4 separate regions of the Mus musculus genome follow, and regions 1, 2 and 4 are each linked to region 3. The links are chromatin loops, found by intact Hi-C in ENCODE. Cell type or tissue: left cerebral cortex. All regions are shown on one strand. Each heading gives the region's core, and the rest is flanking DNA. Links, peaks and the distances in the headings are about the cores only. Region 1 overlaps Ate1 (arginyltransferase 1). Region 2 overlaps Fgfr2 (fibroblast growth factor receptor 2). Region 3 holds the start of Fgfr2 (fibroblast growth factor receptor 2). Region 4 overlaps Gm33771 (a long non-coding RNA gene).

Region 1 (7,792 bases), core at 1,168-6,167, 210 kb after region 3:
AGAAGGTCTTGGGAGGAATGATGAATAGTTCTACTCGCTGAAGGAAAGCTAGCTAACCCAGCAAGAAAATAGCTTGAACTTTTAAGATCCCCAAACTAACTCAAGTGTGTGCAGAAAAATCTTGAACAAGACAAATCTGTGGCTTTTTTCTATTCAGTGTTTGAATTTCTACTTTAAGCGTGCTTTCTTTAGTCTCAAAATCCACTTTTACATTTTAGTCACCCTGGGGTCCTATAAAGGAAGACTTCAGTGACTGTCATTTCATTTCACAAAGCAATACACATCTCCAATTTCTACTGTCTCAACAATCACGTGATGCCCAAAACCTAACTGAGGAACGTCAACCTCCTGACCAATCAGCTTCAGGAGAACTGTCTGGCCACATATGCAAGATGCTTGCATTGTACTCACCACAGCAAACTCAAGACAAGAAAGGATGTCTTCAGTTCAACTGTTGGGCCTTACTGGCAGCTCTGCCCGAGCCAGAACTGCCCAACAGGCCTTAGATGCAAGGGAAGGGAACAGCTATCAAAGGACAATCTAGTGCTTTTGTTCCAGATTTCTAATTGGTGCCTTTGAGTAATAACACTCCCAAGTCAAGTGTATGGGACACAATCTGAAACTATAGGATTCTTTCCTTACATATACAGCTACAAGAAACAAAACCCTGCTCCTCTCTGGTTTGGCCCAGTGGTTCAAGCCACAGCCCTGTCTTCCTCTTCTGATTATCATTATCACCAACAGACTGCTGGCCATCACCTACAAATAACTATGTTTTCACTAGGTCCCTCCTGCTTCCTGCTTTACCTCTTCAAATAAAGCTGGGCCTAAGTAATAGACTAAACCAGGTAAAGCTTTGCTCCCACCAGTTCACTGGCTGGCCATCTCCACAGCGCTCCAACTCATGCCAGCTCTCAGCACATCTGCTCCTCAGGGTACTCCACACTTAGGGAAATTATCCAAACTCCAGCTTAACAGCTCAGCCCCTTCCCTTCATGTCTCCATGGCTTCTTTCAATTCTCTCCCTCCCACCACTTCTCTTTCCAAATTCTGGCCGTTAGCAATACCTTACCACAGGAAGCTGCCTCACACTATTATGCTGACATAAGAGAAGTGAAGTCCCTGGGTCCTCCCAGAGTGTTTGCCTAAGTCTCTTCAGAAAGCCAAGCAGTTCGCCATTCAAAAAATCTTGAAAAATGGTTTGAAAGCTTTTATTCATGGCTTGTTAGCTAATATTATGAGGATTAATAAAATAATGCTAAAATATTAATTAAAGCATATCAATTTCAATACTGATAAGTCACAGAGAGGAAAACACAGCAGAGTCTGCGTCTGACTCATGTCATCTATTACAGTCTCTCTAAGATCATCCCTGCTCCTTCTGATTGCAATGACCATTCACCAGCTGACAGAAGTAAAATTCTTTCTGGCTTCTGGCTATTATGAATAATGCTGGTATAATCATTCATGTATGATTATTTATGTGGATACATATTTTTATTTCACTTAGGCATAATCAAAAGAAGTTTTGAAATTATAACGTTAAATATGATATTTTGAAAAACAACTGAACTACGGCTCTACATTTTGTTTTCCTATCATCAAAATAAGAGAGTTCTAATTTCTCTACATTGTGCCAATCTCTCTCTGTCGTTTGATTCTATTCATTTAATGAGTTCATGGTGATTTTTCTCTGGTTTTAACTTCCATTTCCCAAATGAATATCAACAGACTGTTTCTCTGGTGTTTTCTAGACCTCTGTCTCCCCTGGAGAAGCACAACATTGAGTAACTTACCCACATTTAACTAGGTTCTACTGCTGTTATTAGAGTGCTATTGTATTCTGCTGGTTCTTGATGCCAATTTAATTACATTCTCCATCCTCTTCAATTTAGTGAACTTTGTAAAATACTCCAGAATATGCTCTGGCGTGGTGTACTTGAAAATGTACCGATTTGAAATATCACAATGAAGCCCATCACTTTGTATGCTAACTTAAATTTTAAAGGGGGGCAGTGAAGGAGATGTAGTTCAGTAGCAGAGTACTTGCCTGGGCTATTCCATGCCCTGAATCCAATCTCTAGTACTGGGAGAAACAAAAAAACAAAGAGGAACAGCTGGGAAGCCAGTTAAAGCAGGAATGCTTTACAAATGAGCCATGCTATCTGTAGTTTATGACTTGCTTGACTTCAAACGTGGCTTTTTGTCACTGAGGAGTATAGTATTGATAGACACCAATTAAGTAAAACTGTGAGCACATTGTTCAAGCCTTCTAAATTATCTCTAACTTCATCTAAATGTCCTCTCAAAGTATCAAGAAATTGTCCTAAAATGTTTAAGTGTCACTGATTTGACAATTTCTCCTTCTCCTTCACTTCTTTTAGTTTTTATTTTTACTTTGAAGGTGTTATTTTTAATGATTGCATTTTAGAATACACTTGATTTTTTGTTTCATTATGAAGCATCTTTCTGTCTTCAGTTTCTATCAGACAAAGACTACTTTGTTTGATTTAAAGACAGCCCATCCAATGTTCTTACGATAAATATTCATGGGAATAACTTACTGCAGCCTCTTACCTGTAAGCCATCCGTATCTTCATATTTAAGTGTAGAGCTTGCTTTTTATTCTTTTATCCAGTCTGACAATCTCTAATTTTTAAATGGAGTATGTAGTCCTACAGTGTAAAACAACATAACCACTGGCCACATATGGCTATTGAAATTTAACTAGAACAAAACTCTGAAATTTTTAAGTATAATGCAATAGCTATGTATACTCAAAAAAGTTTGAAACAATGCAAAAATAAAATTTCCCATGCAGCCAAGTTTGATTTAGGCTTTTATATTTAATGTAATAAATAATTGGACTTAAGAGGGCCATCTTGCCATTGGTCTTACAGTTTTTTATTTTTGTTCCAGTTACCTTATTTGACTTTTTCTACTTTTTAAAATCTTTAATGAACTGAAAACAATCTACTACTGTATCTTATCTTCACTATTGGATCATTCACATTATCTCTCTGTAATACACATAATACACATCTCATAATGATTTTCACAAGGGAACAATTTTGCCTCTTTGGAACTTTTGGCAGTCTGTCATCATCTACAGGACTGTGCTTATCATGGTGAAGAGTGCTACTGGCATCTAGTGGGCAGCAGCAAGAGGTGCAGCTAACTTTCCAACAGTGATCAGAGCCACACAGCACCTCCCAACCAAGTGAAGTGGTAAGGCTCATAAACCCTGCTCTCAAGTTCAGTAAATCTATCTCTAATTACCCGCTTCCTTCGTGTGAGAATCTTGAATGTGAGCATCTCACAACTGTGTCATTCTGTCTCCTTCCCACCTTGCTTTTCCTGACTCATATTGTGAGATGTGGTTCTCAGCTCCTAGCTAGTCTGATCTACCCGTCTGCGCTCAACTTTCATCATGAGAGGTAGATACTCTGTGAGAATATAAAGAATGTGATAAGCACAGTCCTGCATGTTACAGATGCTAGCTTCTCAGTAAGTATTATAACTCCTAAGAGAGAGGACTTGAATCTGAAATGAAGAATCAGAAGGACATACTTGAAGAGATGCCCAAGTGTGTGTTAACTTGTGCTGCAGCTTCCTCTGTTCTCTAAACATGACAAGGAGACCACAATCTACTGCACTGGCTGGCAGAGTCTGACTCTGAAGAGAAAGTCAGGAATCTCTTGACCTCTGATACAGAGTCCCATTTATTTACCTGCACTTAACTGAAGACATCTGTAAGCGGTGCCACACAACATGTAACTCAGACTCAGAAATATCTCTAAGTCAGAAGTCCCCTAAACCTAGCAGGTAAATGTTCATCAGCAGCTACACACAATCACACAAAATTAGAACTATAATAGAAATGCACTGTCTAGCTTGACAACATGATAAAAGGTCTTTTCCCATAAAGCTTAATGACTGCAATTGGTCTTCATGAGTGAAAAGGGTTAATCCCACAGAGAGAAGTAACTGACTCTACACACATGGTCCATTCAAATGACAACATATCAGATTACTGACGTAATTACTATAACCTGACAATTTCATTAGATTCATGTGGCAGTTAAATGGCTAGGACTTACAACAAAGGGACCTGGCTCACTCACATGACTTCTTATGGACAAAGTGAAGCTTAAGGTTGGCTATGTGAACTTCAAGTCTCCTACATTTTACTGTCTTTGCTGGAATTATTCTTGTTTTTTAAAATTAGGAAAGTGCCTATCTCTGGTTAAAACATAAGCTTAACAGTAAAATTAACCATGTAGAAGAGAGGCTTCCAGCATTCTCTTGCCTTGCTTAGGATTGCCTCTCAGACAGTGTAGTGAAATAGAACCAAACCCTGACTGAGCTCAAAGCTACTGAAGGAGATTTGGGGATGGCTGCCATTCGAAGGGCAGCATCTGTGGAATTCCAAGCTAATGGACTATCAAGAGAAACCCTCAAGGTATTTACTACCAGAGAATCGTGGGCGGGGTGATGATTTTTAATTATTTCATCTTTCTCCTGTATACCCATAAGCCTAATAAAAATTTGTCTTAGAAATCAACTTTGCCAAGAAGCTAGACATCTCCAAATCACCAAGAAAAGAAAACAGAAAATACTAACAAGCTGTCACTCAATTCTGGTGATGATGCTCTTCCTTCACACTTTCCATCAAAGGCTGCAGGTTCCATATACTCAGCCAGTATTTAACCAGAGTAGTGACCAGGGATTTAAAGACCTTCAGTGGTTGGTCCACTGTAGGGTAGTAGGTAAACTCCAAGCCCTTTCTGCAACTAATAACATCCAAAGGTAAAAAGACAGAGCTTCTGGTCTCAAGTAGGCTCGGTCAAGCTGAGAAGACAAGAGAGCTAAGTATATTAAAATACAAACAGTAAACTTCATTTGCTGTCAGATGAGTACTGTCAAGTTATGAATAACTAACCTCATTCATCTAACCTCACTCAGTACACCAACTTCATTCAGTCATCTCTCCATCTATCCACCCATCCATCCATCAACCCATTCAAAAAAGTATTTACTTACGCAGTACCTACTATAATATAAACATGGAGAAACAAGGTCCTCTTCTCACTGAACTTACATTAAAGAGAAATTAATTGGTGAGACCCATTTAAAAGCATTTTTGCAAATGGTCAATATCATCTAAATCAGCAATTCCTAACCTGGGGTTGTGACACCTTTGAGGATCAAATGATCCTTTCACGGGGTTCACATTATCAGACATCCTGCATATCAGCATTTACATTTGACTCATAACAGCAGCAAAATTACAGTTATGAAGTAGCAATGAAATAATTTTATGGTTGAGGTCACCACAACATGAGGAACTGCGTAGAGTATCACAGCATTAAGAAGGTTGAAATCTCTTATATTTTGGATGTGAGCCTAGCCTTTAACAGCTGAGTGGGCTGCAGAGATGGCTCAATGGTTAAGAGCATTGACTGCTCTCCAGAGATTCTGAGTTCAATTCCCAACAACCACATGGTGGCTCACAACCATCTGTAATGGGATCTGATGCCCTCTTCTGGTGTGTCTGAAGACACCTACAGTATACTCACATATAAATAAATCTTTAAAAAAAAAAAAAGAACCAGGGATACACAGAGAAACTCTGTCACAAAACAAAAAAAGAAAAAAAGGAGAAGAAGAAGGAGGAGGAGGAGGAGGAGGAGGAGGGAAGAGGAGGAGGAAGAAGAGGATGAGGAGGAAGAGGAAGAGGAGGTTGAGAACCACTAATGATCTAAGTGTTAACTGACCTGGGATGTGGATCTTCAACTTCAGCATCCTTTCTAAAATCCTATACATGGAAGCAACTCTACCTAACATAAGTGTTTTAAGCTACATTTCTCATATTACTAAACATAATTACATTATCATTTATCACTTGTACTTATTTTATCAACTATTTATAACATTTAACATAATTTTATTCAAAATATCCAAGATTTTTATTGATTCTAAAATATTAAATAACCCTTTTAGTTTTCCTACACTGCCTTAGTTTTCAAAAATTTATTCATTTGTGTGTATAAGAGTACATTTGTGGGGCTGGAGAGATGGCTCAGCGGTTAAGAGCACTGACTGCTCTTCCAGAGGTCCTGAGTTCAAATCCCAGCAAGCACATGGTAGCTCACAACCATCCTTAACAATATCTGGCGCCCTCTTCTGGAGTGTCTGAAGACAGCTACAGTGTACTTACATATAATAAATAATTAAAAAAAAAAAAAGAGTACATTTGTGTACTTCTATGGATGTGTACTTCATGCACATCTGTTGCCCAAAGAAAACAGAAGCGGGTGTTGGATTACCTGGAAATGGAGTTATAAATAGTTGTGAGCCACTAAGCAAATGCTAGGAAACTTACTCAGGTCCTCTGTAAGAGCAGCGAGTGATCCATCTTTCTAAGCCCTAAATTACCTTTAACTACATTTATTTTCATGTACAAAATTAAGTCTCGTTATACAGCCAAACAAAATTTTCTAGCCTTTTCTGTCTGATACTTCTCACTTCTACGGTCAGAAAGTACTTTCTCAACTTTGGCAGATAACAGAATGTAAACTGTCTCCAAGAGTCTCGTGATTTCATGTTTCTACTATATTATTTAAAATTTTATGTTTCCTGTACTATGCTCGGTGCTGACCACAAATCACTTTATTTAATTATAATAACCTTGTGTTCCTCCCATTTTCAGATTGGAAAGCAGCAGGCCAGAGAACTTAACTTGCCCACAGGCCCCTCACATCCCTCTCAACTCAGAGCCCAGCACCCTTTCACTGTCACTCTTTGCTTCCATCTTAAGACTGAGGGATTAGAAAATGTGACCAAACCAGCTTCTCTGATATGGTCCACTTCCGCTGGTGATGATTCAAACTGGTCATAGGTCATCACCCATCACTAAGAAGAACAGCTCACAGTCAGCTATTGGATGGATCACAGGGCCCCCAATGGAGGAGCTAAAGAAAGTAACCAAGGAGCTAAAGGGAACTGCAACCCTATAGGTGGAACAACATTATGAACTAACCAGTACCCCGGAGCTCTTGACTCTAGCTGCATATGTATCAAAAGATGGCCTAGTCAGCCATCACTGCAAAGAGAGGCCCATTGGACTTGCAAACTTTATATGCCCCAGTACAGGGGAACCCCAGGGCCAAAAAGGGGGAGTGGGTGGGTAGGGGATTGGGGGGGTGGGTATGGGGGACTTTTGGGATAGCATTGAAAATGTAAATGAGGAAAATACCTAATAAAAAAATAAATTAAAAAAAATAAGACTCAGAAAAAAAAAAAAGAACAGCTTCAGTAATCAAATGAATACAACATCATAGAACAGAAAAAGGAACAACTCTCAATGTGTGATGCAATCAGAGACAGTCTCAGAATATAAGGCTAGGGGCTAGAAAGATGGCTCGGCGGTTAAGAGCACTGTCTGCTCCTCCAGAGGTCCTGAGTTCAATTTCCAGCAACCACATGGTGACTCACCACCATCTGTAATGGGACCTAAGGCCCTCTTCTGGTGTGTCTGAAGACAGCTACAGTGTACTCATATAAATAAAATAAAGAAAAAGAAGAAAGATATAAGGCTACAGTTCAACCCTGAAAAGGAGTATGATTTAAGAATCTGGGAACTGAGAAAGGGGGCCCTTAAGTGAAACAAACAACAGAAGCAAAGAAAGAGACAAAGCTAAGACAAAAACAAAACTAAATAAATTGGAGTGTGAAGGGCTAAGTCCAGCTTAAGAGGAGAATAAAAAAAATTACAGGATTTGAACAATAT
Region 2 (7,792 bases), core at 978-5,977, 75 kb before region 3:
ACCCTGGTCTTGTGTTTCCTTTGTGTTTTAGTAGACATTCTTTCTTTAGCCAAAATAGCATTTGGAATAAAATAAATATGAACAGCAGGAAAAGAAGGCACAGGGTTGAATTATGCAGACTTCAGTTTAGAAACTAGCAAGACGCCCGATGGCACTTCTTTTTTGTCCCCCCCACCCCAGGCTGTTTTGTGATGTTTCCGCATCCTTCAATGTGTGACCTGGTGATCACCCAGGGCCAAGATGCCCTGGCAGGCTACATCCTGGTCAATGGTACCGTGAAGTCAAGGTCAGATTCCGGGGGTCTATGTGAGTCTCAGGTGGTCTCAGAGTTAGCAGGACAGAATGAAGACAGCATCAAGTGCTTATTGCTGAGCTGGGACAGCCATAGCTCACCAGTCTGCTCTACAAGGTGAGTTTGTTCTGATTTTAGATGGCATACACCTGAATTGCGAGTCTGATTTACAAAATGGGACCCTAAACTGCCAGCCAGGATAGCCTGGAGTTCCAGTAAGCAAGACTATATATATTTTTAATGTAGGAATTAGAGGAGAAGAAGAAAACCATAGAGCAGCAAGGTCCCGCTGGTGACCATGACTTAGGGGTTACCTCAAAACAGAGAGATTTACCATCCAGTCTGACATCAACTACTCTGTGGAGGACCTTTGACCCAAACAGAATGCACAGCACAGGCCTGGGGTGCAAGTTTCCCATACGCATACCCACCCCACAACAGAGCACCTCCACAAGGTTTTAAGGGCAACATTTTCAAAATGGAAAACGGGGAGAAAAAAAAAAAAAAAAAAACTAAACTAATACGGAAGAAAAAAAAAAAAAACCTTGGCAGTCGTTGCTGCACATTGGTATCAAAATGTAAAACTGCCTTCATGTGTGGGAATTTTGTTCAATACACAGTGCAGATTCAGGTTCAATGTACAAGCCTGGAAAATACCTTTGTAAAAAACACCCAGAGTGGGAAAGGGTAAGAAAATACGCAAAGTCTCTGAGCATACACTCTGCTCTCCCTGTCTACAGAGGTCCATCTTAATTCTACCTCCATGCGTTTTACTATACTTTTAAAATCCTCTCTGGGGCTATAAAGCATGACTGGCTTTCTCTTCACTCGCCTCTCCTCAGAAAGGCAACCTGTCTGGAGGGCTTGGCAAAATCCCCAGCAGGGGTCCCTGGAGGAGCCTGGCTTTTCAGGGGCTCCTTCCCTCTGAATTGTGGCCCCACCGCCCACCTTGGAAGGTTCCTCACACCACTGTATTACAGACTTCCTTTCTTCTCTTTCTCTTGTACTTATAACTTCCCTCCTCAGATAGTTCTCAATCCTTAATCTAGAAACTTCCATTTTGGAGTTTCCCTTTCAACGCACTTAAAAACATCCCACTGTTAGAAGTTCACTTATAAACAATAAACGCTAACACTGTAGTAAACTGTTGCTCCGCCCCACCCCCATTCCCCACCCCAAATCTTGGCAGGCGGTTTTTAGAAAGCCGCACACTCTTCACAGTCTCCAATTCGGCAGCCTTACATGCCGGGATCTCTTTACCACGTGCCATAAATCAAGCTTTTAACTAAATGTGCTTTTCATATATTTCCACGGTACATATGGGAGATTAACGGAGGAAGTGGGTTTTCTCCCCTTTTCTTTTTAAAGAGCCACCAAGTCATAGCCGTCTCCCTTTATGCTGGATGAAGCTGAACATTCAGAGGGGACCTCACAGACAACAGCGCAGGCGGAAGCAAAGACAGTACGGGGAAGGGTGAGTCAAGTTTGTCTTTATTCCTGAGAATTGACACATGCCCTTGGACTACAGCAGACTTGAGACACCCTCCGACTCCCAGGCAGCAGATGGAGCCTTCCACATCAGAACAGAGGGCCAGTGTGTTCTATCTTAAGTCTAGCCCCACACACCTCTATGGACAACAGAAAAACCTGCACCACACCAAGCTTCAGAGAGTTTCTGGGAGTGGAGTTTTTTGGTTTTGTTTTGTTTTGTTTTGTTTTTCCTTCCATAACAAAATCTAGGTAATTGCTCACACTGCCCCTTAGACAGCTTCTACCTCCTCTGGACTCTTGAATGCCCTGTCACAACAGTAAAAGTACCTGACTCAGGTGTTCTGAACCTACTTATAGCTCATCAGCAAAAGTCTAGGGTGGATCTCAGCCAAGGCAGCATGTCTTTCAGGGGCTGAGAGAAAAGACAGGCCAAACTGGGGACAAGGAAAGCGATCGATCCCTAGGAAAGCGAAGACTCCACTCGGGTCATCCACAACTATCCAGCTGCCCAAATGTTTCCCAGAACCGGTACACTGCAACTCTGGATCGACTACACCTCGTACGATGGAGATTCCAGGTCACGGTGCTGGGATGCTAAGCAGTCAGCACTCACTTTCACTGAGTTTCATATACTCTAAGACCACGAATACATTGCCCTGAGAACAGCTCTGGAATTAAGTGTTCCCCCCAGCCCACCCTGAATAACCATGGGTCTCAAACGCATTATGAAATTGCTCTCTGGTTTTCTCAGCTACCCATGTCAATGGCTGAGGCTGGGAACAAACTCACTACAGTCCTGTGTGAGACTGGGGGATCGGGTAGGCTATGCACTCATCTGGACACAGACAGATGGATCTCCATCTTGCCCTAAGCAAACTTCTGGCTCCAGAAAGAAGCTGAACCTACCCAGGAAAGCTCCTCCACAAACAAGCACTCCACAGAACAAGGCTTCCTCCACCCCGCTCTGCACTCACATACGGCCCACCTCCCCAACAAGGGACTTGTGGAAATCACAGAAGGCAAATCTTTCCACTTGGACTCAGAAGTACACAAAGACCACTGCCCAGTGACCACTGATGGTCCAGTTGGGTCACAAGGTGCCCTTCTCTAGACTGACTATTGCCATTTAACACTAGGTACCAAGAAGTAGAGGCAAGTGCGCAAGCGCTTACAAAGTGCCCAGTCCTAGCCTTGGGTGAGAGAGATGACTCCTCCTTAGAGATCCCACAGGCTACCTACCAGGCTGTCCCACCAAAAAGTTGCGTATCTTACTCCAAGCACAATGTCTCCCAAAATTAATGTTTACTAGAAAGACTATAAAGAATTTATTTGATACAGAAAACACCCCCCACCCCCTCCACCCACAAAAAAAAAGACCCTACCTTTTTAAAGTGAAATGCCTGTTTTAAACAAGTTCAGGGCAGGGAAGCAAACCTCAAGGAGAAAGAAGGATCAAAACGCCTGCCTTCCTTGACCTGAGAGCAATCCCTAGGAGCTATATTAAAAAAAAAAAAAAAAAAAAAAAAAAAAAGCCGGGCGGTGGTGGTCCATGCCTTTAATCCCAGCACTTGGAGGCAGAGGCAGGCGGATTTCTGAGTTCAAGGCCAGCCTGGTCTACAGAGTGAGTTCCAGGACAGCCAGGGCTACACAGAGGAACCCTGTCTCAGAAAAAAAAAGAAGAGTCAGGCTTGGGAGCCGACACTTGGAATCCTAACAGAGAGGAGGAGAAGGAGGAGCAATTGGGACCCTGGGGCTCACAGACCAGATAACCTAGCTTACTTGGCTAGTTCAGGCAAGCAGGTGAGAAACTTAGCACACACACACACACACACACACACACATACACACACAAAGAGTAAGGAGTGGACGGCACCTGAGGAATGACACCCAAGGTTATCATTTGGCCTCAGCACACTTTCTGTACACACCTACACACTTTCCGAGCACGCGCTTGTGCACATGGAAAAAAACAGCATGAATAAACAAACCAACTTTTCTCGTTCTAAAACAAAGACAAAGATGGAGTGAATGGAGAGAGGCTATGCGCCTCCTCGCCGTCCTGGGCAAGGGCCAGGGCATGGATGCTGCATCATATAGAAGCTTGGGCCTACACAAAATAAAGCCTAGCCTCTTAGTGCCTGGGAGCACCCGTCCTCCAGACATCTGATTACAGGCTCATCTGTCGCCAGGTAAGGCATGCTTGGCATCCCTGAGGAATTCACTCTGTCATTAACCTATCTGCAGGCCTCCAGCTACAGCCCAAAACCCTCTTTATCCAGACTCATGATAAGCATCTCCCCTCCTCCTTCTCCTCCTTTTCCTCCTCCTCCTCCTCCCAGTGGCCTAAGCTTTGGGAAATCCTTTGGGAAGAGGCAGTTAGTACCATACTTCCCCATGACTTCTAGGAAATGCTGGGGTATTATCAGTACCTTTTCAACCCATTTATCTCCCAGAGGCTTCCTCATGCAGAGAGCCTGGGCCTCACACATTTGTTATCCAGCGTCAGCATGAAGAAACATTTCAAAAGGACCTTCACTAACCTTGCAGCCAGTGGCAAATGGGCAGGCTTTCTCTGACACGAAACTGGCTTAATTATTTTCTTTGGTGATACTGAGGCTTGGACAAGCTAGGCGAGCATGCCAGCACTGAGCCACACTCCCAGCCCAAGAGTCCTGATTTAGGCCCATGCACTAAAAGAAACTGTGCACTCAGTAAATAACAATGAATACAAGAAGAAAGGGAGGTAAATGAAAAAAAAAAAAAACAACTTTTCCCTCCGGTCACACAGGGAATATAAAAACAAACAAAATGGACAGCTTAGGTGGACAGAAAATGAAGAAACTCAGTTGGACAAACAGAAAGGAAGACATGCTGAATCCATGTGCCTGGGAACTCCAGGGCCTCTGTCTTTTTCACATGAAGCAAAAGGAAGAGCGCTGTAATAGGTGTTAATTCTTTTTTTCTTTAAAAGCGATGGAGTCAACAAAATCGGTCATCAGATACGATGACCTGACTGAACCTGACCTGTTTGATTCCTGGGAATCACGTGGTAGAGAAAGGTGCTGGCTCCCATGTAAGTTGTCCCCTGGCCACCATTTCAAAAGGACCTTCACTAACCTTGCTATGCCATGTGCATGCCCCCACACAAACGCACACGTGCCCAAGCTACATAAATATATAAATGTAATATATAAATGTAAAAAGATGGAAATGGAAATGGAAAATGGAGAAATAGAAAGAGTTTTCTTTAAAAGTGATGCAGGCTGGAGAGATAGATGGCTCAGTGATTAGGAGCGCTTGCTGCTCTTGCAGAGGACCCGAGTTCTAGTCCCAGCACCACATCAGAGAGCTCACAACTACCGGCCCTCCAGCTCTGAGGGATCCAGTGCTCTCTTCCAGCTTTCCAAGAGCTCCAGCACACATGTATAAACACACACACACACACATCAGTTTTTTAAATGATGAAATAATTAAGGGTCAATGGCCTATCTACCTCAACTTATGGATTTTACTTCTTTTCTCTATTATAAAAACAAATGAGACAGGACATTGCTCCCTTTACTTAAACTCCCTAGACCAGAGTCCAGATGTTAAGAATGGCCCAGGGCTAAGAGATCAGGAGAGGCTGTGAAGGAGTAGCCAAAGGAGTGGCCAAAGGAGTGGCCATTCAGCCTGAAGCCTTAACACTATCTAGCCAGGTAAGAGTTTTATTAAGGACTCTTCCAGCAACTCATTCAGGCAACCAACTTTAACTTCAGCACCATCTAGCTTCTATGGTCCCACAAATGACAGTGGTGTCACTCAAAGTAGCACAGCATTCTCAGGATTAAAAGGAACCCAACTGAGCCTTTTTGACTCCACATTCAACAGCTGGCCAAAGGCTGCATCTGACATATGCTCCAAATTATATCTTAACCCTCTGCAAGAAACACCTGTTGGAAACGAGGCTTCAAGGACGTTGACAAGGACCTGCTCAGCCTGTAGTGTGAAGCTAGGTTGAGAACAGCCAAGGCCCTGTGTCCAAGCCACTACTGACCTGCTAGTTCCCACCTTGTCCACAGAAAGGGCCCAGGAAAGGCAGGGTTGGGTTGAACCCAGAGATTCTTAAGGTATTACACAGTATCACCCGAGAAAGTGTTTAAAATGCAGACTCTTACAGATCCATTCAAGAAGTACTAAATAAGAATTTCTAGGGTTGAAACTAATGAATATGCAGTTTTAACAAACACTAAGATGCACCTCCCCATAGCACAGGCCAGGTTGTTCATTTCCATTGCTAATTTAAAAAAAATAGTGACAATCTTATCAGAATCAAGTTCCGAATCTTATCATAAAGATTTACACCCACACATGCCTGGCTCTTGGAATCCAGGAGCAAGTACAGAAGTCAAGCATTTTTTCCTTATCCACCTTTGAAGGGCTTTGTTTTATGGCACAGGGAAGGTTCTATTGCCTTACCTCCCCCAAAGCCAGCCATCAAAGATCAAGCTCAAGGTTAAAGGTAATTTTCTCCCTGTTCTACATAGCAATCATCGTATCTGGGGGCTGGAGAACTGGCTCAGTGGTTAAAGAGTGCTTGCTGCACTTCTAGAAGACCAGAGTTCAATTCCTACCACCTATGCTGATAAACTCTAGCACTAGTGGACCTGACACTCTCTTTTGGTCTCCACAGGCACCTGCACACATGTACTTATAACCTAAATACAAACACACACACACACACACACACACACACACACACACACACACACACACACACACACACAATCATCCTATCACTGAATCCCTAGCCAAACCTGTAACAATAAACTATACGCATACAGCGTTTTAAAAACCAGACAAAATCAGCCAAAACCCAGTTTAGAAGACATCACAGACCACTTTTATGCAAGCATTAGTTCAGGTATACCTCCATCCTCTGTTTCTGATCTCTACTTAAAATAGTAAATCAAAGAAAATTAAACTCTCTTTCCTATGAAGGGTAAAACTTGAACCCGAACATCTGGCCTCATACAGAAGCAATGGAGCCAGACCAAATGCTTGTTCTCCCAAAGGAGCCGTGAGCTTGAGGGGCGCAGAGGGCATGGCCTCCTCTGCCCATCCCACTGGGCAGCTCCAGTCTTCACACTCTTGTCCTTTAAAACCAGAGCCAGCCTACCAAGCCCAGAGCAGCATTGTGACTTAATGCTCTTTAGTCCCAACCGCTGACTGAACCTCCACACAGTGGCAGATTAGAATTGCCTGCAGTTCTGGAGCTCACAGAAGTTAGGGGGAAAATCAGAGGGAAGAAGATCCAAGAGCTGGCTGGGTGGGGGAGGGGAGTAAATTTCTTCAAACTCTTTATCTACTTTCTGTTACCTGTCTCCGCAGGGGGATGCGCTTGGTCAGCTTGTGCACAGCTGGCTGGCTGCTGAAGTCTGGCTTCTTGGTCGTGGTCTTCATTCGGCAAAAGATGACTGTCACCACCATGCAGGCGATTAAGAAGACCCCTATGCAGTAAATAGCTATCTCCAGATAATCTGGGGAAGCCGTGATCTCCTTCTCTCTCACAGGCGCTGGGTTGCAGATCCGCGGGAGAGGGACAAATAAGCAGGCCACAGAGTTAGGATACCAGAGGGATGTATCGAAGCACACTTCAAGGAATGACGCCAAAGACATCAAGGGCTTCCCTATCTACAGGTCAATGCACAGAGATACCCAGATGCAGAGCAGCCATGGGCCTCCTGCCTGGGCCTCTCCAAATGCTAACAAAGAGCCAAGGGTTCCTCGGTTTATCACTACAGCCCAGGCAGCTGCCTTCTCCAGCCTCAATGGGCATCTGCCACCAGTGAGCAGCTGATACCAGACTGTAATGGGGGACTACAAGGCCTCATTCTGCTAAGCCCCTGGTCATAGCAGGACACCCAGGACACCCACCACAGGAGGACTGTCTGTCATGATGGCGGCTCGACATAAACCAAACAGAATTATTAAAAGGGACCTCATCCACTGTTGCTTCTAAGGAGACAG
Region 3 (7,792 bases), core at 1,587-6,586:
CAAGAGGGGAATAGGAAGCTGCTGTTTGGTTGTTTTTTTAAGCACAGGTAGAATGGTATAGCTAACAACAAAAGCCAGGGGTATATGAGCAGTTAGGTGCCCAGTGTTTTTAGTTGGCTGGAAGGATTTTTGTTCCCCCAAGTCTTCTTTCTTCTTAAAGCCAAGAGTCACAAAAGATAATTCCTTGTCTATTTCTACATACCAGTCAAAGGAAAGTGCACAAACATTCTCGTTGATTTCCTAAGAACTTTCAGAATGCAGGTAAACTCCCCTCTCCAGCAACTTTGCAATCTCAGGTCCCAGTAGGTCTTGAAGCAGAGTGCTGGGCCCACTGTCTCTACTAGCCACTACCCAGGAGTACCTCAGCTCCAGCTGAATGAGGAAGATGGCCAGTGCCCCAGGCTGACTCAACTTGAACGTTCGTTCTTCGAAGTCCCAGCCCCCACAGGAGCCCCCTCCTCAAACCTCTGTAAGGCGAGAAGTGACGGCAGCAGGTCTGCACAGCTCCTCACCGGAGTGGACAAAAGTGCTGAGCGACCTCCTAGGCAGGATAATTAGGTCCCAAGGCTCCGTGTTGGGAACACAGGCCCAGCATGCTGCTGGCGGCCACAATCCCAGCTTCCTGCCTTCAATACCATAATCCTTCCTGGAGGCTGAACCCCAGAGAAAGCCCCAGCGTGTTTATTTTTCCCCCTGAAAGGATACTCTCTTCTCAGCCTACGAGGGAGGAGTCCTCACCCTCACTCTGACGGATGGCTCTTCACGGCCACCCGCCCCTTGGGGTCATCTCCACACAAGTCTGCCTCCAAAGACAGGCAAAGGGACCCGGCCGAAAGGGCCCGGCTGGTGAGCTTGCGCAGTGTTATACACGTTTACACACTCTCCCCTGTCCTGCAAGAAGGCAGGTTAATTTAAGGCAAGCCCTTGGGGGAGGGGGGCGGTGCGACGGGTACTGCTACCTTAAAGGGTAGTTCCAGGATACCTCAGCGGGCAGAGCAATTGGCATTTTGTTCTCAAGTGGATTACTCCTGGGAGAAGTCAACACTCCCAGGTTAATACTAAATGTAGCCTCTCTACCCTGGTTCAAGGCTCCCTTACTTCTCCACGGGGCTGAATAGGGAAGGGAGCTGTCATGGGCTCATGGGGGGGGGGGACACCAAGGGGGGGCCCTAAACACAACGAAACCCCAAAAATATAAGCTGTCGTAAGTAAGACCATAATCCCTGACCTACTCTTTCAGTGGGTACTCCAAGCAGTTTGGGGTGCACATCGCCACCCCACTTCATTGTAGCATTTCTTTCATTTGTCAGCCTGAAATATCCTGTTTTGTCCCACTTCTTGGGGCGCTAAAGAGCTCTGAGAAATCTGCATTTTAATTGACATTCCAACGAGAGCGAGAGGGGCGCCTGATTGCTTTTCTATTCAAACTAAACAGGCTTTTCAGATGAAAATGAGTCCAGGCTGGTGGAAGATTTACAGGGATTTGGGACGCTTGGGACAATAGAGTTTTAAATGTTGATAGCGTTTCACACCAAACACATAATGGGTGCCGTGGATTTGAAAGCAAGTCTGCCTTTAAGGGTAGATTTTATTGAACTGGGGGGTGAGGTGGGGGGGAGAAGGAAGGTCTTGGGAAGTTTGCAGGGGCACGGAGCCGAAGCCGGCCTCCCGCGCCTGCCCCCTGGCCGCGAGGGTGGAAGCCAGCGCCACGCAGGGCCCTCGACCGATTCCCCCGCGCTGAAAGAATGAGCGCGCAAGTTAGAACTCGCCTGTGCTTTCAACATCTCGGCGCGGCAGCGGTCGGAGCAGCTAGGCGAACTAGGAAAAGTCGGTCCAGTTCGCCCCCTAGCCCCAGGCGCGCGGCGATCCCTCCTGCGCCAACCGCTGTGGCTGGTGAGGGATGGCCAGCACCGGAATCCCGGACCAGAGCCACTGCCTCCCTAAAGGTGTCGTCCCGGCATCTCCATCCCTTTGGGGATGTTGCCTGACCACACTCCAGCAGTTTCTTCCCAAGAAAGGATCTCTCATAAGGGTTTGTGTAGTACCAGGCTGGAGCTTCCAGAATCCAAGGACCAGGCACCCCAAAGATGCCCTTCCCGAACCGCCTATGGGCTGTGCCACTGGCAGGCGGCCCCACGGCGCGCCGGCTCTGAGCTCAAAGGAACGCGCCCAGTAGGCAGGACTGTGCCCGCCGGAGTCTGACAGGAAAGGGGTGCCAGCGGCAGAGGCAGATGTCAGCATTGGGATGGAGGTGCTGAAAGAACTCCCCCAAAGCCAGCCATCCGCATTCATCCACTCCTCCATCACCAATACAGTCAGAGACTGACAGGGTGCGCCCCCAAATAGGTTTACCCGCGCCTTCCTCCCGGGGATCCTGCGCCCCCGCATCCTCCCACGGCACCCACTTTCCCGGCTGGCGAAGCTCCCAGAGGCGTTCGGCACGACGATTACCTTGAATGGCAGCGCTCCTCTGCGCTCGGTGCTGCGCCGGAGCCCAGAGTGGATCGGGATGGAGCAGGCGATGATCTCGGAGGAAAACTCCAAAAAGAGAACGATTCCTTGGGTAGCAGCCGGCGCCAAGGTTCCGAGGCTTCACGCGCGCCGGGGATCGCAGAACAGCTAGGACATGACACCGGAGCTGCTCTCGGATCTGGGCAGCAGCAGAAGAAAGGACTGGAGCTTGGCGTTGCCTACTCCAAACTTTGCTGGCGAGTAGTGAACACTCGCAGCGCTCAGGAACGCTGAGGCCCGGGGGCTCACGCCCGGCCCCCGCCAGCCCGGAGAGCAGTCGCCACGCCGGGCCAGGAACACACAGGCAGCCCCCGCGCCGGAGCTCTGGCGGCCGCGCGTTCGATCGTCCGTGCGCCCGTTCCGCGCCTGCCGCCGCCGCCGCTCGCCTCTCCCGGCTCTCTCCCCTCGCCGCCCGCGCCGCCGCCGCAGCCTCCTCGGGCGGGTCACGCCCCCCGCTGAAACCCGAGCCGTTTCCTGGACGGCGGCGCCCGCTCTGCCAATCAGCGCCTCGCGCTGGGGCAGTCCCGAGCCCCGCGCTGCCCCCGAAGCCTAGCAGCCGCAAAGAGACACCCGCCAGGCAGGCGAGGGGCCCCGCCGCGCTGCCCGCAGGGGTGCACAGATGACCTCTCGGAACCCTGTTGGTGAACGGCCTCTGTACGCCACTGCCCCAGTTCCTAGCCAGCTTTGGTGCACAGTGGATGCGTTACGTTGTTTTATGTCAAGTTAGGAAACAAATGACAGAATGCTGTGCAACTTCAGACACCTTAGAATAGGTCTGCAGCATACTGGGGCCAGACATTTCATGTCATGAAGCTTTGAGGGTGGAAGCAGCGGATGTTCGTGGGAGATGTTGCGTTGTCTTGTTCCTCTGAACAATAGACAGGGGACGAGTGTTTGGGAAACCCTCCTTTAGGAAGGGAACACGTGAATAGGTAATTGTACTTATCCGCACATCTGCCTGCAGAGTAACAGAACCAGATTCTGACAAGAAAACTGAAGATCGGAGAGGTTAACACAACCGGCTGCTGGATGAGCCCTTTAATGTGGCTGCCATGGGAAAAGGCAATCTACAACAGAAAACATCTTTAATAGTATCAATGTAGGTTAACATAAAGAAATCCAAAGGAGGGCTGGAGATGGATCAGCAGTTCAGAGTGCTTCCTGCCTTCTTAAAGGCCAAAAGCCAGTTGCTGGCTAAATATCAGTCCCTCACAATGGCCTGTAACCCCAGTTGCAGAGTCATCCAAAGCCTCTGGTCTCCTTAGGAAACTGCACTCGTGAACACAAAGATACAGGCATATAGTTTAAAAATAGAAATAAATATTTAAAAGAAAGTAGGGCTGGAGAAATGGCTCCGTAGTTTAAGAATACTGCCAGAGATTGGTTCAATTCCCAGCATCCACTTGGCTTGCTCACAATCACCTCTAAGTCCAGTTCCAGGAGTCCCGACGCCCTCTTCTGGCCTTCAGAGATACTGCATGCACAATGTGCAGACAGACATGCAGGCAAACATCCATACCAATCAAATAAAATGAAAATTAATTAATTAATTAATTAATGAGAGGGGGAAGAAACTTGAAAGAGTCTAGAGAGGTGTTGGAGATGTAGCCTAGTAGTAGAACGCTTGCCTTGCATGTACAAGGCCTGATCTCCATGCCACCTAAGAAAGAAACAGAGAAAGAAACAAAGAATCAGAAACAGAAAACACACTCACTCTACCAAAAACCAAGTCATCTGACCGTGAGCAAATTGGATTCTCTCCCTGACTCTTACACTCTTCTGTTGCAAAGCAGGATTCTTTAACTAAATGTCAGGCCGGGCTGTAATGATTGGCATCTCCCATTTGTCTCTCCCACTAGACTACCTTGAGATCATTTATCTTTCAGTACGCACTCCCTTTCTCTCTTTCATCCCTTGAGCAGTTGTGTTTAAAGTCAAGGCCATATAAATTGTAACTCTAGCACTCAGAAGTGTGAGGCAGGAGGATTGCCTTGTGTTTGGGGGCCAACTTGGTCTACATAGTAAGTTTGAAGCCAGCTACATTTTGTCTAAATAAATTGAATCTTAATTATTGGGTCAATTATTGAGGTCCCAGACCTCGCAGGATAAAGAGAAGTTCGGGAGCTTGAAAATGGTTTCAGGTACATGCTGAGTTTGTGTCAGCCCTGGGCTATATAAGATCCTGGCTCAAATAGGTCACTAAGTTCAGAAAAGCCTTAGACTCTCTCTGGTGCCTAAAGACAAACAAAGCCAGACAGTAAAGTCCACCTGGGACACAGGTTTGAAAGAGGAGACGTACCAGAATCCCTAATACTCTACCTTATGCCATTTACACACACGATTCCTCAGGCCCCACATGATCAGATCATCTTTGTTCACAGCATAGCCTGGGAAACTTATATGCACATCACTAAAAAGCAAGGGGTAGCAAATCCATGTTCAATGCCTCAGGCAAATACTTATGAAATTAGAATTTGAAAACTCAACAACAACAAAAATAACAGCCGGATTTCCAAACGAAATGATCTGTTTATGTCTAGTGGAAAGGGGTGTGTTTTGAATGAGTTCTGTGGCCTGGGTGGGAACACCTCAGCCAGGTTGACACTGAGCCATTCAGTGTCAATGTGTGCTCATTCCCTAACCTGAAGTCACAAGGGAATGGTCCTGCTCCAGGCTGGCACTTCTATCTTTATGATCCCCACTGATGAGAAACTCCGTGTCTCAGGACAGAGCTCTTTCCCTACTGCAGTGGGCCCACCAGCCATTGAAAATGAGGTTAACACATTCTCACATAAATTAATGGCCCAGGAAGCCGCTGTCCCTGTCTCCCCCACCCCATTCATCTCTAGCTTTATAGATGCTGAATAGGAGGGAAGCCCTTCCGCTGAAAACAAAAACACCTTCTTTAACTAACGTCAGAGGCAGCGTGCAGAATTTGTTCTGTATGAAGATGAAAAGGTAGCCACCGTCCAAAGGCCCTGATTGCCAAAGAGCACCTTTTTTTTTCCCCCAAGTTAGGAAAGCCACAAATCCACAATAGGAAAATTTTAAGTTTAAAAAAAATTTTTTTAAAGCATGCTTTGAATTTTTGAAAAATAAAAAAATTCATTTTGCATCATTTAGACTTCAAGTGACCTCAGTGGTCCAGGAAAGCTTTCCTCCCAGCCAGGCGTCTGAATGAGAAAATCATCTCTTTGCAGGATTTTTAGCCCCTCTCCCTTCTTCAAGTGGCTGGAACCCCTTTTGTCAATGGCCTCCCGTGAATGCTGTTACTAATAAGCCTATTAATGAGTTTCCACGGCCGAGTGTGAATAGGTAAATAGGGCCCGATCTGTTGAGGTTTTGGGGGTGAGGGCAGAAAAGCCAGCAAGAACTCAAGGTGACAGTTTGAACTGAAGGCAGCTAGGCGGCAGGTTTCAGCTGAAAGAAACCCCAGACAAGGCCACATTCTCCACCCTCCACCCCCTACGGGGCCTCCTTTCTTCCCAATTTCGCCCTTTTATAAAATGTCTTGAGTAGTCGCCCTTTTCTCTTTCCCCAGAAGGCCTCATGACGCCCCCTCCCCCACCCCTCTAGGAATGATATGTCAGTGGAATGAAAGGGAACTGAGGGCAGCAGAAACCAGCCATCCTATCCATCCTGAGGAGCAAACGGTCAGCGCATCCCTGGGAGAGAAGAGGAGGAAAGGGGCCGCTGGGTCGCTCTCTGTTGAGATTCGGATGTTTAATTTTAGACATTTGTGTTTTAATGGGTTGTGTCTCCTTCACCCTGTGGAAAAGCTGGTTGAACAAAGGCTGTGTAGGACTGCCAGTGTGGGCCTGGCTCCAGGCTTTCTGTCTTTACATGACATCTCTATAAGGTCCTAGGCACGGCTGAGTTCAAGCTCATGGTCCACAGCCAGGCAACGTGCTCCAGGATGAGAAAGGAACCCAATCAGTTTGTGGCATTTCAAATATATATTCATATACACATACACATATACCCTAGTGAAATGCCGTGTGTGTGTGTGTGTGTGTGTGTGTGTGTGTGTGTGTGTGTCCCTCCCCATATTCACACTGAATGTCATCCAGGATTCTAAAATATATATGAACCTACTTCCCTGGGAATATAGGAGATATAGGGACTATAGGGTCATGGCCAAACATAGTGGTGAATACCTGTAATCCCAGCACTCAGGAGGTAGAGACGAGAGAGTCAGAGGTTCAAGGACAGCCTCACGTAGAGAGCTGGGCTCCATGAGACTCTGGCGTACGAAGAGTAATGTCCTCCGAGTAGGAGCATCTCCCTTTAATGCCGAGGGGTTGTACTCTTCAATAGTGGGAGGCCGTGTGGCAGCTCCCACTTCTCTGTTAGGTCCTAGCATGTGTGAACTGGAGCTGTGTGAACTGGAGCAGTGTGAGCTGGAGCAGTGTGAGCTGGAGCAGTGTGAACTGGTACTTCAGTTCCTTGAGTCATCTGTTTGCTCCATAGGTAGCAGAGGAGCTCCTCTATGTCATAGCTGTCACACAGACTCCAAAAAGCATGAACAGATGAGGACAGGACAAACACCAGGCTACTCCCAGGGGTTCCCAGAAACGTTGGCACATGGGAGAAGCCATGTGTGTGTCCTATGATAATCACCAACCATTCCCATCTCGCAGGACCATCAAGGATTGAGCTTGTGGCTGCCCTATCATTACTGTGCTATTACTAAGAATTAGTAAGAGCCTCCATTAATATATTCTGGAGCCACCACTGCCAAAACACCCTCCCACCCCAGCAGAACGGCCCAATGAGAAACACCCAAGAGGTCGGCCTTCGCACAGCCTTGGTTACACAGAACATGGTTTCCAGAGGGGACTAAGGCAGCTCTGTTCCTGTCAGTACCTGCTGTTTCTAAATCCCTGGGGATATTGGAAGGACTTTATGGGGCTGTGTAGAAGGCACACATAAGGATATATTTGGCCCTGTGGAGCACCCTGCAAGGGGGGAAACAGCATAAACACAAAGATCCAGCAAAACTGATGTACCTCTTCTCGCTGGAGTCCACACAACAGGGTTGCACATTCTCCTACCCTTGCTGGATATTTGAATAAGTTCATAATTTTAAAATGTAGAGGAAACACCATAGGTAGATGGTGCGGACTCTCATCTCAACACTGCCCCCTTCTGCCTTGTGCCCAATGGACAAGGACAAATTCCTGCCATCTGCTAACCTGAATCTGAGAAGGGAACCAGTTGGCTCGCTACTTAGTTAAGGCAGCCGCATGCACAGTTAGGATGCCATAAGTCCCTTGGTGGT
Region 4 (7,792 bases), core at 1,400-6,399, 110 kb after region 3:
TCTCCAGTCCATCCTTTTCATCCTTCCATTTTTGTGCATGTATGATGTATATGTATGTATATGTATATGTATGATGTATATGTATGTATATGTATATATATGATGTATATGTATGTATGTATATGTATATGTATGATGTATATGTATGTATATGTATGATGTATATGTATGTATATGTATGATGTATATGTATATATGTGTATATGTATGATGTATATGTATATATGTGTATATGTATGATGTATATGTATGTATGTGTGGGAGTCAGAAGACAACCTTGGGTATCAGTTCTCCTCTTCCATCTTGCTTGAGACAGTCTAGTTGGCCCATGGACCTTCAGGGATCGCCTTGCCTCTGCCTCCCATTTTAGCACAGGAGTTCTGGGATTGTGGATGTGAGCTGCCACGCCGAGCTTCCACGGCAATCCCTTTCCCCACTGAGCCATCTCCACAGCACTGTCCTGTGACTTTTGGGACAGGGTCTCACTCTGTAACTCAGACAAATTCACCATACTTCTGCCTCAGCCCTCCCAAAGCCTGGGATTCTAACCACGTGGCTGCACGTCCAGCTTGAATGCTCCATTCTCATCCTGGAGAGCGAGTCTTCTCCTTTTGGAAATGGGAGATCATGGCAGCTCCTCGGGGTCCATCGAGGCTGCCTCAATGGTTCTCAGCCACCATTTGCTTACATCTGTGGTTCTGCACACACTGACCCTCTGTGTGCACTTTCCCTACATAGCAGTTAAATCACACTGCTCCCTGTACATGCCCAGGTCTTTTGCCTCCAGCAGGGCTGGGGCTCCATTCCTTCTGCCTGGGTGGCCCGGTCCGCTTTCATCTCTAAAATTAACATCAGGTCCAAGAGCTCCTCTCTTGGGATCCCTCTATGCTTTCTTGAGGATACAAAGGATCTCACTTGTACTCTTAAGAGTAAGTTTGCATTCCATCTCCTGGTCTTGAGTTCATCCTCTGAGACCTGGAACTTCTAAGGAGAAGTCATGGTGGCCACTACATCCCCACATTTTTCCAGTGACTCCTGGTATTGATGAACTCATGGTTGCAAGCACTCAGCACATGTTTTTTTTGACACTACTTCAACAAGGCCCTTCCAGCTCACCCTGTTCAAAGCATCCTTGGTGCTACAAGCACCATCTAGCAGTCTTGTTTATGTATTCCTTCACTGTAAATGGTTTGGGTTCCCCTAGCATGTAACACTAATCTGTCTTACTTACCCCAGTGGCAAGGACGGTATCTGGCAGGACAGATGCTCAGACAGTTGTTGGGTGAATGGATCAGTAAGGAAATGAATGCCAGCTGGGCATGGTGATATGCATCTGCCGCCACCAGCTAATGGGGAAGCTGATTTGGGAGCGTATCTTGAGCTTCTGAGTCATGAGACAAGCCTGGTCCACATAGCAAGACTTCATCTCAAATCAGTAGTAAAAACAACATTAAAACATTTTTTAAAAAGGGATCAGATATAAATAAACAAGTAGATATACTAAGATTTTTTTTAAAAGAAATGGATGAATAGAGTTGGCATGTGTACTTACTTCTTTGCACAGTGCTTATGAATAACAAGCAGGTTGAACACCTCGGACCCCTAGGAGAGGCATCAGTCCTCGGGCCCCTAGGAGAGGCATCAGTCTGCATCAGAAAGATGTATTGGATTAGTGTTAGCTCTGTCTGTCCAGCATGTGCCCTGGGACCACATCCTTCTTGCAGGACAACTGGAAATAACATGCATCTCTACTGGACGATGTGGACTCCTCTCTGTGCCCAAACTCTGAAATGAAATGAAGAGTGCATGTCAGGCCTGCTCTTGAATGTCTCAGTAGCATACAAGAAAAGTGGCATTCCTGTAAAAGTTGCAGAGGCCATGGGACTTTAGGGCAAGTTAACGCAGTAATGAAACCGCCAGTTACTGTTTAGCTGGATTTCAACAGCACCCCGTCCCAGACGTTATCAAGGAATAGCAGAGCATGAGAAATTCCAAGGGCAAGTGGAACCGGAAGAAAAACTCTTAGCAGGTTTGAAGCTGTCTTCTGCATTTGTGGGGGCAGACTGGCAAAGTTTCCTTCCTTCCCTCCCTCCCTCCCTCTCTCCAAGATCTCCAATAGATGTCAGTGGCCTTTTCTCAGGGTGAAGCATGGTTCACAAGAGCTCCAATAGCTTTGACGTCAACACTAGAACATCTTGGCTTTCATGAACTTGAACTTATGAAGAAAAATTCAAATTAGGTGGAGATTATGCGGATCCCCTTTAAGCATGTTTTGTTGTTGATGGTGGTGGCGGTGGTGGTGGTGGTGGTGGTAGAAGTATATGAAGACCAAACCTAAAACAGGCCTGCTCACAAGTACCGATTTCCATACTCATTAGGCCAGGAATTCATTACGCAAAGCAATTGTTCTACCAAGAGCCAAATGCCCTCCTCATATGTATCCTGCCCTGCTCAGGGGTTTGTCCCACCTTTGTTTGTAGGAGCGAACTTGTATTTGGTCCCTTCTCTTGCTTTCATCTAGACAAGCAGCTGAACATGAAGGTCCCTTAGCACACATGTCCACATGTTGCCTGCATACCTACTCACCTATCTGTCTACTGGGTCCAAGTGACCACACAAGCAGGCAGAACAAAAGGCACGCCCCTTGGAGATGATCCTTAGTAACTGCACATCTGAAAGCAAACAGATTGGTACTTCCCTAGGGTTATAAAGCAACATTCTTTTATATGCCTTAAATTTACAACTTCCCTTTATGGGTGTTTCCGATATTCTTAATGCGTGAAGAGCCTATGAAATTCAATGTGGTCTAGTTTGGTCTCGCTTCTTGGGAATGCTTCCTAGACATTCCCCAGTGCTGTGTCAGGGAAGAGCAAACCCAGTCTGCATTCTGGATGTTAGGATGTTGGCACTCACATGACACACAGGACTCTCAAATGAGCCCAGTCTTGCGCTCATTTGACAGACACTCACAGGCACCATTCCCATGGACCAGCTGTGACGTTGACTTCCTAGGCTCCCTAAGAAATGGCCAAGGAAGAAGGGATTTAGGTAGTGAAGACAATGGAGTGCTTCTGAGAAGGCCTGCTGCAGACTTTAGAGATTTGAACTCATGGAACTGGAAGAAATGCAGGCCTGGTGGCTGGGAACAGGCTTCAGTGAGGATCAAGAAAAAACAGTGTGGAGAGAGACAGCTGGGCTGGATATTATGGGGTGCAAGAATGAAAGATAAGCCTTCCAGGATGGGTGGCCTTATCCTCACTGGATACATGGTAAGGACTTGCTGAGGTATAGAGGATGTGCTGGGCAGATAACCCCAGTGTCTGTATACTGTGGCTGAAGAAGTGTGGAGACTGACTGAAAGCTGACTACCAAAATCCATATCCCAGGGGGGTCAGGCTGCCCTAGCCCAACAAGGTTGGAAGTGCAGAGGGCACCAGAAATGAGGACGTTACTGCACTGCGTTCCACGGGGGATAGCAACTGAATCGTGAGATTCGCCGTCACAGCGTCCTGAGCTTCAGAAGAGTGCATTCAGGCCTATTCAAGTCTGAAGAAAGCAAAGCCAAGCCATGAAAATCAAAATTGATATTAAAAACCTAGACCCAGTGAGAGCCACCCAAAGGCGCTCATTTGCATGGACAATCAGAAGTGGGGGGGGGTAGGGGGGGACCAAAACAAACAAGGGAGTTCCTTCTGCCCCCTGGTGGCTTTGGGGAAAATTGAGGAAAAGGGCAGAAAGAGAGTAAAATCTTCACTCTGTACCCAATGTCAACTGAGTCAGGAGCTGTCTGAACAATGAAGATGGCAGAGAGCCTCCTCCCCACAGCAGCGCATCCTGTTGAGGCTGGAAGAGACTGCTCCTCTCCACTGGACAGTGCCCGCGGACAAATCTCTAGCTCAGCTCCTATGGGGAGTTGGTGAGCTGCATGTGCCCTGTGAGCCGAGCATTGGTGCCAATGCCAATGGCCCGCTGCCCCAGAGGCTGGATGCCCAGCTCAGCACGTAGTTGACTTCACCTCAAATGAGGCTACAGCAAACGGCTTTAAATACAGAAGCAGTCTTTGGGGACATCAGTTACAAACCCATTTTTTTCCCAGGGTCATTCTATACCTCTTTCTGCTGCCCATTTAAACAGCCATCTGTGGCACTACACGATGACACTCCTCCATTCCAAAAAGCATGTGTCTGGTTTCCTGACCTACTTAAGATAGCTTTCGGCTAACCTGGGTGGCTCAGTGAAACACTAATTTCAAGCTGCAACGCCTCCTCTGGAATATGCCTGCCTGCAGATGAATAATACAGAGAAGGGAAGAAAGCAAGAACAGTCGGGGGCAAGCTGGAAACAGTCGCAGGCATTTTCAGTTCGAATATAGCAACCTGCTGAGCAAGGCAATCCCACAGCCCATGAAATGGGGCTGATTTTCCAGACAGCCAGTTGGCTGGTTTTGTCTCCAACAAAACAAACAAAAATATGCATAACTGTATGAGGCCTTAAGCTCATTTTATCCTCCCCCACCCATTATGCCACAGGGATCCATGCCGAGGTGCCCTGGAGTAAGGCTCCGCCTGGGCTCCTATGAATAATTGTTTATGCATGTTCTATTAGGGAAAGACAGCCATTAGTAAGTGCTTACCATTTTAACACTGGTCTGTTCTTTGTGAAGGGCCATTTGAAATGGATCCTAATTACATGGTCTCCGAGACCTGTTTCAGTCTTGTGAACGTGCAGATAACTGTAATTATCCAGTAACAGAGGCTTCTTATTTCTTAAACGACTCTGAATGGCAATGTTGAAATGGCACTGGGTGTTTCTTAGGTTAAAGTGAACGCATTTTAACCATTTCCTGGACAGCTCAACAATCTTAGCTCTCTGATTAGCTTGAAAGGACCGTGTGCTCAAGAGCCGTTGGAGATACGTAAGGCCCCAAACACTGGAATAATGACAGGCTTAACACTTGGGTTTTTGTGAAACAGTCGGAGAAACGGGTCAGCGGTTAACAGCACCGTGCTGCTTTTGCAGAGGAGCTAGGTTCACTTCCCAGCACCCACATTTGGTGGCTTGACGCCATCATCTTTAACTTCAGTTACAGGAGATCCGATGCCCTCGCCTGGCTTACATGGGCATTGCATGCACACGGTGAAAATACACACGCACACGCACACACACACTCATTCTCTCTCTCTCTCTCTCTCTCTCTCTAACACACACACACTCATTCTCTCTCTCTCTCTCGCTCTCAAACACACAGTCATAAAACCTAAAACTTTTAAAAGCCTTTCTTTAGGGGCTAAGGGGTGTAGCTCAGACAGTAGAGTGTACACAGAGCCCTGGATTTGATCACCAGCACAGCATAAACCAGATGAGGGTGTAAGTCTGAAGCCCAATCCCTGGAGAAGTAGAGGCAGAAGAATCAAGACTTCAAGGCTATCCTTCTTGGCTACATATCAAGTTCAAGGCCAGCCTGGGCTACAAAAGACACAGCAGCAAAAAGATTTTTAAGGGGGGGGCTAGAGTAATGACTCATTGGTTAAGAGTACTTACTGCTCTTACAGAAGATCTGGGTTCAATTCCTTGCACCTACATGGCAGATCACAAATGTGTAACTCCAGTCCCAGGGAATCTAATGCCCACTTCTGACCTCAGGGGGCACCAGACACTCATGTAACATTTTTTATATATAATGTGTGTGTGTGTGACACAATATGATATATATCATATGATATATATTATATATGTTATTTAACATTATTTATGAAATAATATTATATATCACCCATATACATAAAATGAAAATAAATATTCTTGAGGGGGTGAGATAGCTCAGTAAAAAGCATTTGCTTGTAGAGAGAATCTCTCATGTACTCTGTGAAAGTATCACCTGTCAATAAAAATCTGATAGGCAACGAGCTGAGGCAGGCTTAGAAGGTGGAACATCTAGCAGAGAGAGACAGGAATTCTGGGAGTCAAACACAGGAGGTTCACCACTTGGACTTAGAAGAGACAGATATCTGAAACAGAAGAAAAGTAACCAACCATGTGACACACATGGAATAGAATAAGCAGGTCACACAAGTTACAAGCTAGTTGGGGAACAAACCCGAGCTTATGGCCGAGGCATTTATCCATACATAAATAGCCTCTAAGTCATTATTTGGGAACTGGGGCACGGGTGAAAAGCCCGTGGTTACTCTTGCTACCAACCCTGATGTGCTGAGTGTAAACTCCCCAGGCCCCGCATGGTAGAAACGGTGGAGAACCTATACAAAAGGGAACCCTGGATGCCCCAGTAACACAACCATATCCTACTAAGGACACTTTACTAGAGTGTGAGATAAAAAGCAACAGCATAAGCCAGTTGCAGGAGAGGAGATGGAGAAAAGTAACAAGAAAACCAGGCCTGTTTGAATAGGGTCCAAGACAACAGGCACACCCCGCACTGGAGATGCATGCATGGTGGATGAAAGGGCTTCAGAGAAAGAACGAGACTGTCCAAAGGGAAAGCCTGTTACTAAGAAAAAGAAAACACTCCCAAGAAGAAGAGTGGGCTAGTGACCTCTGGGGAAAGCTCCAAGAGCACTGGGCCACTAGGCACATGACCCATCCTTGACCTCTGTGCATACGCTCTGCTCAGTAGATGAAGACCAGGTCTGGAAGAGTTTCAACCTTTTTCTGCAGAAGAAGCCTAGAAATGCTCTGATTGAATGAAGCCCAGCAGGAGAGGGGCTTCTAGTCTTTGTTGGCCAAAGGGCTTTTGTTTGTTTGCTTGCTTATTTTGTGACAGGGTCTCTCTGTAGAGCCCTAGCTGTCCTGGAAGCCTGCCTCTGCCTTCCGAGTGTTGGGATCAAAGGCATGTGCCACTGCTGCCTGGCTGTTATTCTACTTTTATTTACGTTGTGTATTTACATGTGCATGTCCACATGTGTCACCGTGTACACGTGAAGGTCAAAGGACCTTGCAGAATTTGAGTTCTCACCTTCCATCATGTTTGTCCCAGGAAAACAATTCTGATTACCAGGCTTGGAAGCAAGAGCCTTTCCTTGCTGAGCAAATCACCAGCCCAGGCTCTCATGCTACTACTCCTGACGTGAGGTTTCCAGTCTATCTTCTTGCCTTAGTCAGAAGGCATGTCTGCCCAGGCTCTCCATCCACAGGTATCCACACGATCAGGTACAGCAGGGTGGCATTAATGCTTATCTTACACACAGCCGTGGCTGGCCAGGCATGCTGTGTCCCCACCCATGAGCTTGTCATCTCTCATTCACTTCCACATTCCCATTAGAAAATTCCCACCAAGCCCATGCTCCTTCCTCTACTCTAAGTCCTTTGGATAAAGCATTCCAGTGAGCATTAGTTATTTAGACATTTTAGTCAGTAAAGGGTCTTTTGTTTTTCAGCTGCACATGTGCGTGTAAGTGTGTGTGTACAGAGGCCAGAGGTCAACCTCAGGCATCTTCCTCAATGGCTACGCACTTTGTGTTTTGAGACAGGGTCTCTCGCTGACCTGGAACTCACCAATTAGTCTAGAACGCCAAGCCAACAAATCTGAGGAATCCTCAATTCCCTACAACAGCACAGGCCTATTCTAAGCTTGTGTGCCCGACTGACCCATGTTCTTAGCCCCTCTTTTTGAGATGATCAATGTTCCAGATGGTACAATGGCTGGAGAAGCTTGATTTAGATGAGACAGAGACAAAGATGAGACAGAGACAGATGATACTGATACAGACGATATAGAAGCAAAGGCGAGACAGATGATACTGATACAGATACAAATCATACTTAAATAATCCAC

What was found. Peaks named below come from ENCODE experiments on the same cell type or tissue, not always from the same donor. Only the 100,000 strongest peaks of a DNase experiment are listed, where the experiment ranks them.
Region 1: a loop joins it to region 3, with 4 times the contacts of the local background. A loop is called at or near these places in 19 of 42 quality-filtered maps.
Region 2: it touches region 3 in a loop (2.2-fold over the local background); 6 of 42 quality-filtered maps call a loop at or near these places.
Region 4: it touches region 3 in a loop (2.8-fold over the local background); 10 of 42 quality-filtered maps call a loop at or near these places.

The regions. Positions count from the first base shown.
Region 1 is chr7:130,473,014-130,480,805 of GRCm38, forward strand. All of the region lies in intron 8 of Ate1 (arginyltransferase 1), which reads right to left. Among named protein-coding and RNA genes, the nearest start is that of Ate1, 43 kb to the right of the region's middle. In left cerebral cortex, for the core only: CTCF peaks have their summits at 3,148 (motif pointing left) and 5,454; a DNase peak (open chromatin) is centred at 3,157.
Region 2 is chr7:130,189,037-130,196,828 of GRCm38, forward strand. Fgfr2 (fibroblast growth factor receptor 2) reads right to left here. Exons shown (of 18, transcript NM_010207.2): 9 at 7,136-7,338. Among named protein-coding and RNA genes, the nearest start is that of Fgfr2, 74 kb to the right of the region's middle. In left cerebral cortex, for the core only: no CTCF peak of the experiment used is centred there; no DNase peak of the experiment used is centred there.
Region 3 is chr7:130,263,343-130,271,134 of GRCm38, forward strand. It overlaps Fgfr2 (fibroblast growth factor receptor 2), which reads right to left and starts at 3,466. Exons shown (of 18, transcript NM_010207.2): 1 at 2,452-3,466. RefSeq lists a promoter at 2,799-3,024. In left cerebral cortex, for the core only: CTCF peaks have their summits at 1,703, 1,906 and 3,974 (motif pointing left); DNase peaks (open chromatin) are centred at 1,873, 2,185, 2,392, 2,910 and 2 more places; H3K4me3 peaks cover 1,842 bases; H3K27ac peaks cover 1,438 bases.
Region 4 is chr7:130,377,234-130,385,025 of GRCm38, forward strand. Gm33771 (a long non-coding RNA gene) reads right to left here. Exons shown (of 3, transcript XR_378532.3): 1 at 2,587-7,792; 2 at 1,232-1,785. Among named protein-coding and RNA genes, the nearest start is that of Gm33771, 8.8 kb to the right of the region's middle. In left cerebral cortex, for the core only: CTCF peaks have their summits at 3,721 (motif pointing left) and 5,097; a DNase peak (open chromatin) is centred at 4,300.